Regions from separate parts of the Homo sapiens genome. Here region 2 is linked to region 1. The links are chromatin contacts, found by Hi-C in ENCODE. All regions are on one chromosome and are shown on one strand. The core of a region is the stretch at or near the end of the contact, and the rest is flanking DNA. Distances in the headings are between cores, read along the strand shown. Region 1 holds the start of KCNK5 (potassium two pore domain channel subfamily K member 5). Region 2 overlaps LOC101929555 (a long non-coding RNA gene).

Region 1 (3,636 bases), core at 152-2,651:
GGATAGGCAGCCCGTTTATCCAAAGTGAGGTCAATGCCACCCATCGGGCTGTGCACCAGAAAATAAGCGGTTCCCAATGTCAGCACGGAGGGAAGTCCCCCACCCACCCCAATTCCGCACACACTCTCCTCCCCCATCATAAAGGGACTACGCGGGTATTATTCGTTTGTGCAACCTGCTACTTTCACAAAGTTTTACTCCAAGCCCTTGAAGGATGTCTCCGCGAGATAAGCCTTCCCGGAAGCCTGAGCGCGTCCCCAGCATTCCAGGCACCAGCCCTCATCCCGTGGGTTCGGGCCCCACAGAGCCTCCAGCTCCTCTCCGGAACTCTGCTGGGGGCGGAAGATTTTGCCCAGGCTCGGGCTGAGGGACCCTCCCGCCACTCTGCCGGGTTCACGTTCCTTAAGAAAAGCCTGGCAGGCGTGGCACTGGCCCTGGAGCGGGGAGGTGGAGACACGAGGGGATGGCACCAGGCTTGGCTCCCAGACTCCGGGAGCGTCTCCAGGGAAAGATAAACGCCTTTATCCGTCCCACAGCCTCTTCCCAAGGAGGGAGGTACCGTCACACCCACACTGAAACACCGTGGAGCCTAGTTCACCCGGGAATCAACTCCAATTTGTCTCCGGCCAAACTAAGTTCCAAAGAGTCTCCGCGCCTGGGGGACCCCTGTGTCCCTCGGGTGAGCGACAGATCCTCGAAGCCTGACCCATGATGAGACACGCTCTCTCATCACCCCCTGGACCTTCCACAGGGACTGAGGGTCACCCAAAGCTGTGAAGGGGTCTTCCTTTCAGCGCCCCCTAAAGCTCAAGCCAGCTTCAGATGTATATGGGGGTACAGGCGGCGACTGACCTCTAGGATCTTGTCCAGGCCCTCCTGACCCAGGCACGGGAACTCCTTGAGCAGATGCAGCTTCTGTGTGTAGTAGTTTTTCTTGGCCTCCTTCCAGTGTGGCTCCTCCAGCACTTCGAAGATCGCCGCCCCGATGGCCAGGTAGAAGATGATGGCCGAGGTGAGCAGAGGGCCCCGGTCCACCATGGCTCCCGAGCGGCCGCCTCCTAGAGAAAGCCTCTCCTAGCCCCAGCTGCTACCAGTCCGCCCGCCCTCCAGCCTCTGAAAACAGCTGTTTGAATTTGGAGCTCCGCATGCGCAGTGCCCGGTACTCACCCCCCGCAAGCACCGCTCCCCGGACAGAGTTGCTTGGCCAAGTTGGCCCACGGAGTGCGGGGAGCTGCGTGGGGCCCCACTCACGCGGCCCGGGGTGGGCGAACACCAGCGGGGCTGAAAGGGCGCCCTGGACCGCGGATGCGTAAGGAGCGGGAAGAACACAGGACTTGACTCTGGGCAGACACGTGGGCCGCTTCTCCACGCGTCGCTCCTCCGCGCGCCACTAGCAGTATGCGCCGCGCCCGCCTCCGCACGCCTCTTTAACCAGCGCCCGGCGCGCTCTGCCCCCTTGCTCCGGGCTCCGACCGGGGAGGAGCCCAGGCGGGCCCCGCCCCTTCCCCGCACAAGCAGCCCGGCGAGCGCAGGAGTGAGCGCGAGGTGAGCGCTAGAAGAGGCTTGGCGCTCCCCGCGCTCCCAGGGTCAGCCGCCAGGGGAGGCTGCGCCGCCCGCCCAGACCTGCACGCCCTGCGGTGCCCGAGGGGTTGCGGTCTCAGGGACTCGTGTTTGTTATTAGGACTGGCGTGTTAACTAAAATGATTGTGACTGAGGTCAGGAGTTTATTGCTTTTGTTATTTTTATTGTAATTCCATTTTCATTTACTGATGTTTCTTCCAAAAAAGTCTAATGCTCAGTCTCTCCGTGTCTCTCTTCCACACACTTTCTTGTAAGCCTGAGGAAGGGGGTTAGAACGGGGCTGAAGAAGCTGTAGGGAATCAGAGGACATCAGGAACTAATCCAGCCACCCACGCGTGATTCCTCCCCCTCACCCCGTTCTCACCTACCCGGGTGAGAACCCTGCATCTGGAAGGAGTGGGCAGCTCAATTCGTGGCACCCCTGTGCGCCCCCCCAATACACAGTATCTCTACGGGAAACACTTGGCCTCTTTTCTTTTTTTCTTTTCTCTTTTCTTTTCTCTTCTCCTTTCCTCTCCTTTCCTCTTTTCTTTCAGACGGAGTCTCACTCTGTCGCCAGGCTGGAGTGCAGTGGCACTATCTCGGCTCACTGCAACCCCCGCCTCCCGAGTTCAAGCAGTTCTTCTGCCTCAGCCTCTCAAGAAGCTGGGACTACAGGCGCACGCCATCACGCCCAGCTAATTTTTGTATTTTTAGTAGAGACGGGGTTTCACCGTGTTGGCCAGGCTGGTCTCAATTCCTGACCTCAGGTGATCCGCCCGCCTCAGCCTCCCAAAGTGCTGGGATTACAGGCGTGAGCCACCGCGCCCGGCCCACTTTCATACATATGCTCCAGCTGATTTAAAATTCCACCCCCGCCACCTTATCTCCCTCGTTGGCTTTATGTCCTTCCTAGTACTAAATTCCCTCTGCTATATTATATAACTTTATTTATTGTTTACTCTGTATTGTGCCCTCTCCCCGCCACACACACACAGACACACACACACACACACACACACACACACACACACGGAAATGTCTGCTGGGGAGATGGAGAATCTGTCTTGTGTAATGATGTATCCACAGTGCTTGTTACATACATAGCAGACACTCAATAACCATGTGTGCAATGAAGGAGTGAATGAATTTGTTAAAAACAGGTGCCCAGGATGTTTCTAACTCGCCTTGCTGCCATTCTCTGAGCTCTTGTAAACCCCAGGAAGTACTGAATCCCTTCCATGCATCATAAGCAGGCCCTGTCATTCGACCCACTTTGCAGTGAGGAAAAAAGCTCAGTGGGTTAGTTTGTTCAGTCTTTCAACCAGCACCAGTCAGAAGTTGGAGGGGGAACCTCCTTTCAGTGCTCTGTACCAGGGGCTGGCCCTGCCCTTCTCTGGCCTCTGTAGGGGCAGGTACTGGAGTGGCCAGAGTCCCTGAGCACTGTCCCCTGGCCAAGGCCTTTTCTTTCCATCGAGAAGAAGGGGAGTCATTTCTCACCTCCTACCCACCCTGTACCCAGGCTGTGGCCTGAACCCCAAGGTGTCAAGAGACACTTTACTTGGGGAGGGGGGTATCTGTACTATCTCCAAATCTGGCTGGAATGGAGGGGTTAGGGATACAGTTGGAAGCATTGATCTGATTTTGCTGATGTTTCTGTCTCTCCTTATGGCAACATGAGCGTGTCCAGAGAAGAAGACCAGAGCAGGAAGCTGGGGAGCCCCAGATTTCCTGATACTGCATCCCTGAGGTGTGCAGTGCCAGTCCCCTCAGGACCCCCCTGGCCAAGGATCATCCTGGACAAGGCCCTGGGGGTGCTTCTCTGTAGACAACCCACTCCCAGCACCAGGCCTCTCACCCAACCCAACATATCCATCTTCTCTAAGCCTTGCTGACCTCCTGCCTACCCTGTCCCCCAGGCTGTGGCCTGAACCCTAGCTCTGCAGTCTCATTCTCCAGCCCTCCAGCTGGGATGGAAACCAAGCATGGGTTCCGGATCCCCCCTCTCTGGATGGAGTTCACCCTGTTTGTGAAGAGTTCAGGGCTGCAGTGTGAACGCTTCAGTGAGCATGGGGT
Region 2 (3,815 bases), core at 660-3,159, 1.7 Mb after region 1:
ATTTCCTCATCTGTAAAATGTGCTTGTGGGAATTTGGTGAGGAAGTGTGTGTATGTGTAAGTGCCTGACCCAAGGCAGGTGTTTGATAAGGGTTTGCAGCTATCATTGCCAATAGTATGATGAAAATTATGACTGATTCCTATGATATCACTGAAGACAGGGCAGAGACCTTTATGGCCACTTTATGGGCAATGAAACCCTGGTGCAGAGAGAGGATATGGTGAGAGGCAGAGCCCAGGTCTTCCCAGTCCAAGTCCTGCACTCTGCTGCCTCCTTTCCCCCGCCTTCCAATCCATAGCTGCCCTAGTCCTCATTTATGTTTGCCAGCGTGCGGAGCAGCCCTTCTGTGTTTGTGAGTTTTCGGCATCTGTAAGTACCCACAGCCGCACAGAGCTCGCCAGCACAGACATTTGTCAAAGATGACATGCCAGTCATCCATGCCACCGGAGACAGTGACAGATGCGCTCTCCAGCCCCACCATCCAGGCAGTGGAGGATAGATGGGGCCTTGGCACCGGCGCCCGCTCTTGGCCTGGCATGTGCAGGGAGCTGCAGACCAGGCAAGAGACAAATTGCAGCCTGGTCAGTGGGCAGGAGGCTCAGTGTGCATGCAGGCAGATGTGGCTGCAGCCTGCCCCTGAACCAGACACCTGCCTGCCCTCCCCAGTGTCCTAGACCTGCCCAAATCTGGTGTTTGCTTAAGATTTGTATGTGGTCACTGATGAGGAGGTGAGTGCTCACGGGCTTTGGGTTGTTTCCAATAATAATAGTGACAATGGCTGATGCTAACATATGCTGCTCTGCTGTTCTAAGTCCTTAGCATACATCGAGCTCTTTAATCCTTAGCCATCCGGTGGTGGAGGTACAGGAAACTGAGCCTAGAGAGGTTGGAGGCCTCTTCCAAGTTCACACATTAAGTGGCAGAGGCAGGAATCAAATCCAGACACTCTGGCTCCAGAGTTCAATGCCCCTCAGGACTACTGTCTAATATTTGAGAGCCTGGAGTGGAGGAAAAATCGTGACTAGGCAAAGGATTCAGGTAGGCAGGGCTCACCACTAACCTGAGTGGACAGGAACAGGTTGCCCTGCCTCAATTTTTCCACCAGAAAAAATGAGCAGTGGCTGCTATTGCAAGGCCCTGCAAGGTCCCAGACCAGCTCCAGGGCAGGCCTCTCTGTTCTTCTGGGACCCTTGGGCACTAGGTCCTCTGCCGACACACATTCACTCCCTCCGCCTAATAATCCCAACCCAGATCCCCTGGAGTATCATCTCGTAGTTCATTAAACCATCACCTCTGTGTCCCTGAGGCAAGCTTGCAGTCTGTTGAGATTTTGTAGGGATGTTTATGGCTAGTGGCAGCAAAGGGAACAGACCACATAAAACAAAAAGAGACAGTATGAGCTCTTAAAAAGTTTCCAAAGTCTGGCATAAAAGCTCCCACAGGTGTTTCATTCATACAAATGACCAGCTTCCCTCCGCTCTGGATGAAGGGTTTGGAAAGACCAAAGTCTGGTTCAGTCCAGCCAGTCTCCTATTGTGGGACCTTCCTTGCGAAAGTACCCTTCTTTCTCTGAGCCTTGGTTTCCTTGTCTGTAAAATGGGTATAATGATAGTACCTATCTCATAAAATTATTGTGAGGATTAAAACACAAAAAACACTTAGAACAGGGCCCGACACAAAGCGAATGCTCAACAAATGCCAACTGTTCTCATTCTCTGGTTTTTAGTTTCCTCAGTGGGAAAATGAGGAGGTGAGTTTTGTGCCAGGTATGGGCTTCTGGCTCGAACATTCTGTGACTTCATGATGTTCCTAGGGTGCTTCCTTGTCTCCTCCCACTTGCCTGAGTCTTTCTTCTTTGTTTCTGTGAGCCCCAGCCAATTAGTTTACTCACAAGTGTAGGGTAGAGAGAACTACACAAACAGGAAGTGTTACCACTCATACTCACAGTGGTGAATCATTCCAACCTTCCATCAAGTGGATCCACCTCCATTGGTCGACACAGCTGGGGAATCTGAGCTACTGTGGCCAGAACTCTGTTGACCACATCCTGCAATGACAGACCTCAGAATCCTTCCTGAACCTTCCATGGGAAGGAGTCTGTGACAGCCCACCTGTGTAGACTGGGCCTCATCAGCCTGAATTTGCTGAAATAAGTAATTCCAGTTTCCCTGAATTCATGCAGAGGGCACCCACGCTGGGAAGGAGTTTCTCTGGCTTTTCAAGCTCCATAAACACTTGAAAAGTCATTTTATTTTTCAATCTGTGGGCAGGATGCCACCAAACGAGGAAGCCTCATTAAACAGACCTTGAAGGCTATTTCTTTGTTGTTTTTTTTGTGGGAGTGGGATGAGGTTTGGTGTTGGCTTTTTTTTCCCCCACTGATGCTTTTTGGATAAACACATAAATCAGCATCATCTATATTCATTAGATATCGTGCCTTGTTCAGTACAAAATTACCCCTGTTTTGCATGACTTTCCCCCCTTGTGATTAATATAAATGACTTAAGTTAATTATGTTTCTCTTCATGGAAAAATGTATTTGTCAAAGTGCTGAAACATCAATAAAAAATAAACACTGTCATTTGAAGAAGGGCTCATTTGCAAATGAGTAGCTGGGGTGTGGGGAAAGGAATGGACTCACCCGTCTGGAGGTGTCATTCTGATTGAGTAGGCACACTTCATATTTACTAACAATGACAAAAGCATTTTTCTTAGTTAAGCACTCACAGGTCCTGATGAGGTAGACTGATGTCATCATTATTAACAATAATGACACCTCAGGCGTAGAGAAAACAATTTTCCTTACTAGAGAAAACTAACGCTGGGTATTTTACCATCCAGACCTCCAAAACTAGGCCCAGCATGGGGACTTTGCAGGAATAGACCAAGAGGCAAATACAGATGATTGGAGTGGGAGGGAAGAGAAGTGAAGAAAAGCAAACCATGGAGCTGGTGTGGCATCTCAGAGCAACATGGAAGCTTAGGGATGAGACAGCACAAACACCTCCCTGGGCCAATGACAAGACTAAGAACCAGAGAGGGGACTTGCCCCTTGGGTAAACAGCATATTAGTGGCAGAGCCCAGAGAGAACCCAGGACTCTTGACTCCTAGACCCCCACCCTTTCCCTGCACTCTGCTGCCTCCCTTGCCACCAGGGATCAAAGGCTCCCCCTCACTTGAGTAAGTGGTCAATGGCACCAGCAAGGTGCAGGGGCTCAGACTGCTGGACAGTCAGGGCCCCAGGGAAATCTACAGGTTACTGACTTTTTTCATGGTATCTGGAATAGCCTTTCCCCACACTGACTGTCTTAGTTTGGGTTTCCTGAAGGCAGACCCTGAGACAAGATCGTAGGTGCTGGTGGTTTATGTAAGAGGTGAGCCTAAGACACCAAGTGAGGTGGAGAAGTGAGACAGGGAAGGGAGAAAAGCCAATACAGGGCACATGTATGAGGGGGTTACTGCTTTGGACACTTGGACTCACTCCCCCCAGGAGTGACTGCAGAGAATATGCCTCTGAGTTGTCCCGGTGCTGGACAGGGAAGCAGAAATATTTATTTACTGACCTCTGGGGACTTTAATTTCCAACCCCTCTGGGTCACCCTGTACCTAAGCTGAGCAAACTCCCATAGTACCAGAAAAACCCAGAGATCCAAAACCCTGAGCAGGTGAGTGGGAAGCGCTAGTGGGCACAGTCACTGTCTATGGCAGATGCACGTGAACCTGGAGGTGGTATGGGGGGATGTGGGTGGGGCAGGCATGTTATCTACTACATCACCCTTATCTAAGTGCTCCCAGCCTTCCAAGAAATCCCCCC

The links. Hi-C counts contacts between places; a loop is a spot of excess contacts on that map. Pooled maps may share reads with other maps.
Region 2: a loop to region 1 is called in a pooled map, with 3 times the contacts of the local background. The contact joins the enhancer-like site here to the promoter of KCNK5 in region 1. A Hi-C loop is called at or near these places in 2 of 50 pooled maps.

Annotation. Positions count from the first base shown.
Region 1 is chr6:39,228,074-39,231,709 of GRCh38, forward strand. KCNK5 (potassium two pore domain channel subfamily K member 5) reads right to left here and starts at 1,402. Exons shown (of 5, transcript NM_003740.4): 1 at 853-1,402. The coding sequence starts at 1,038. RefSeq lists silencers at 80-149, 1,163-1,242, 1,343-1,692 and an enhancer at 1,980-2,707.
Region 2 is chr6:40,960,487-40,964,301 of GRCh38, forward strand. All of the region lies in intron 1 of LOC101929555 (a long non-coding RNA gene), which reads right to left. Among named protein-coding and RNA genes, the nearest start is that of UNC5CL, 77 kb to the right of the region's middle. Within about 2 kb of position 1,910, at least 3 of the 41 ENCODE cell types and tissues checked have a DNase peak (open chromatin) inside an H3K27ac peak, as active enhancers do.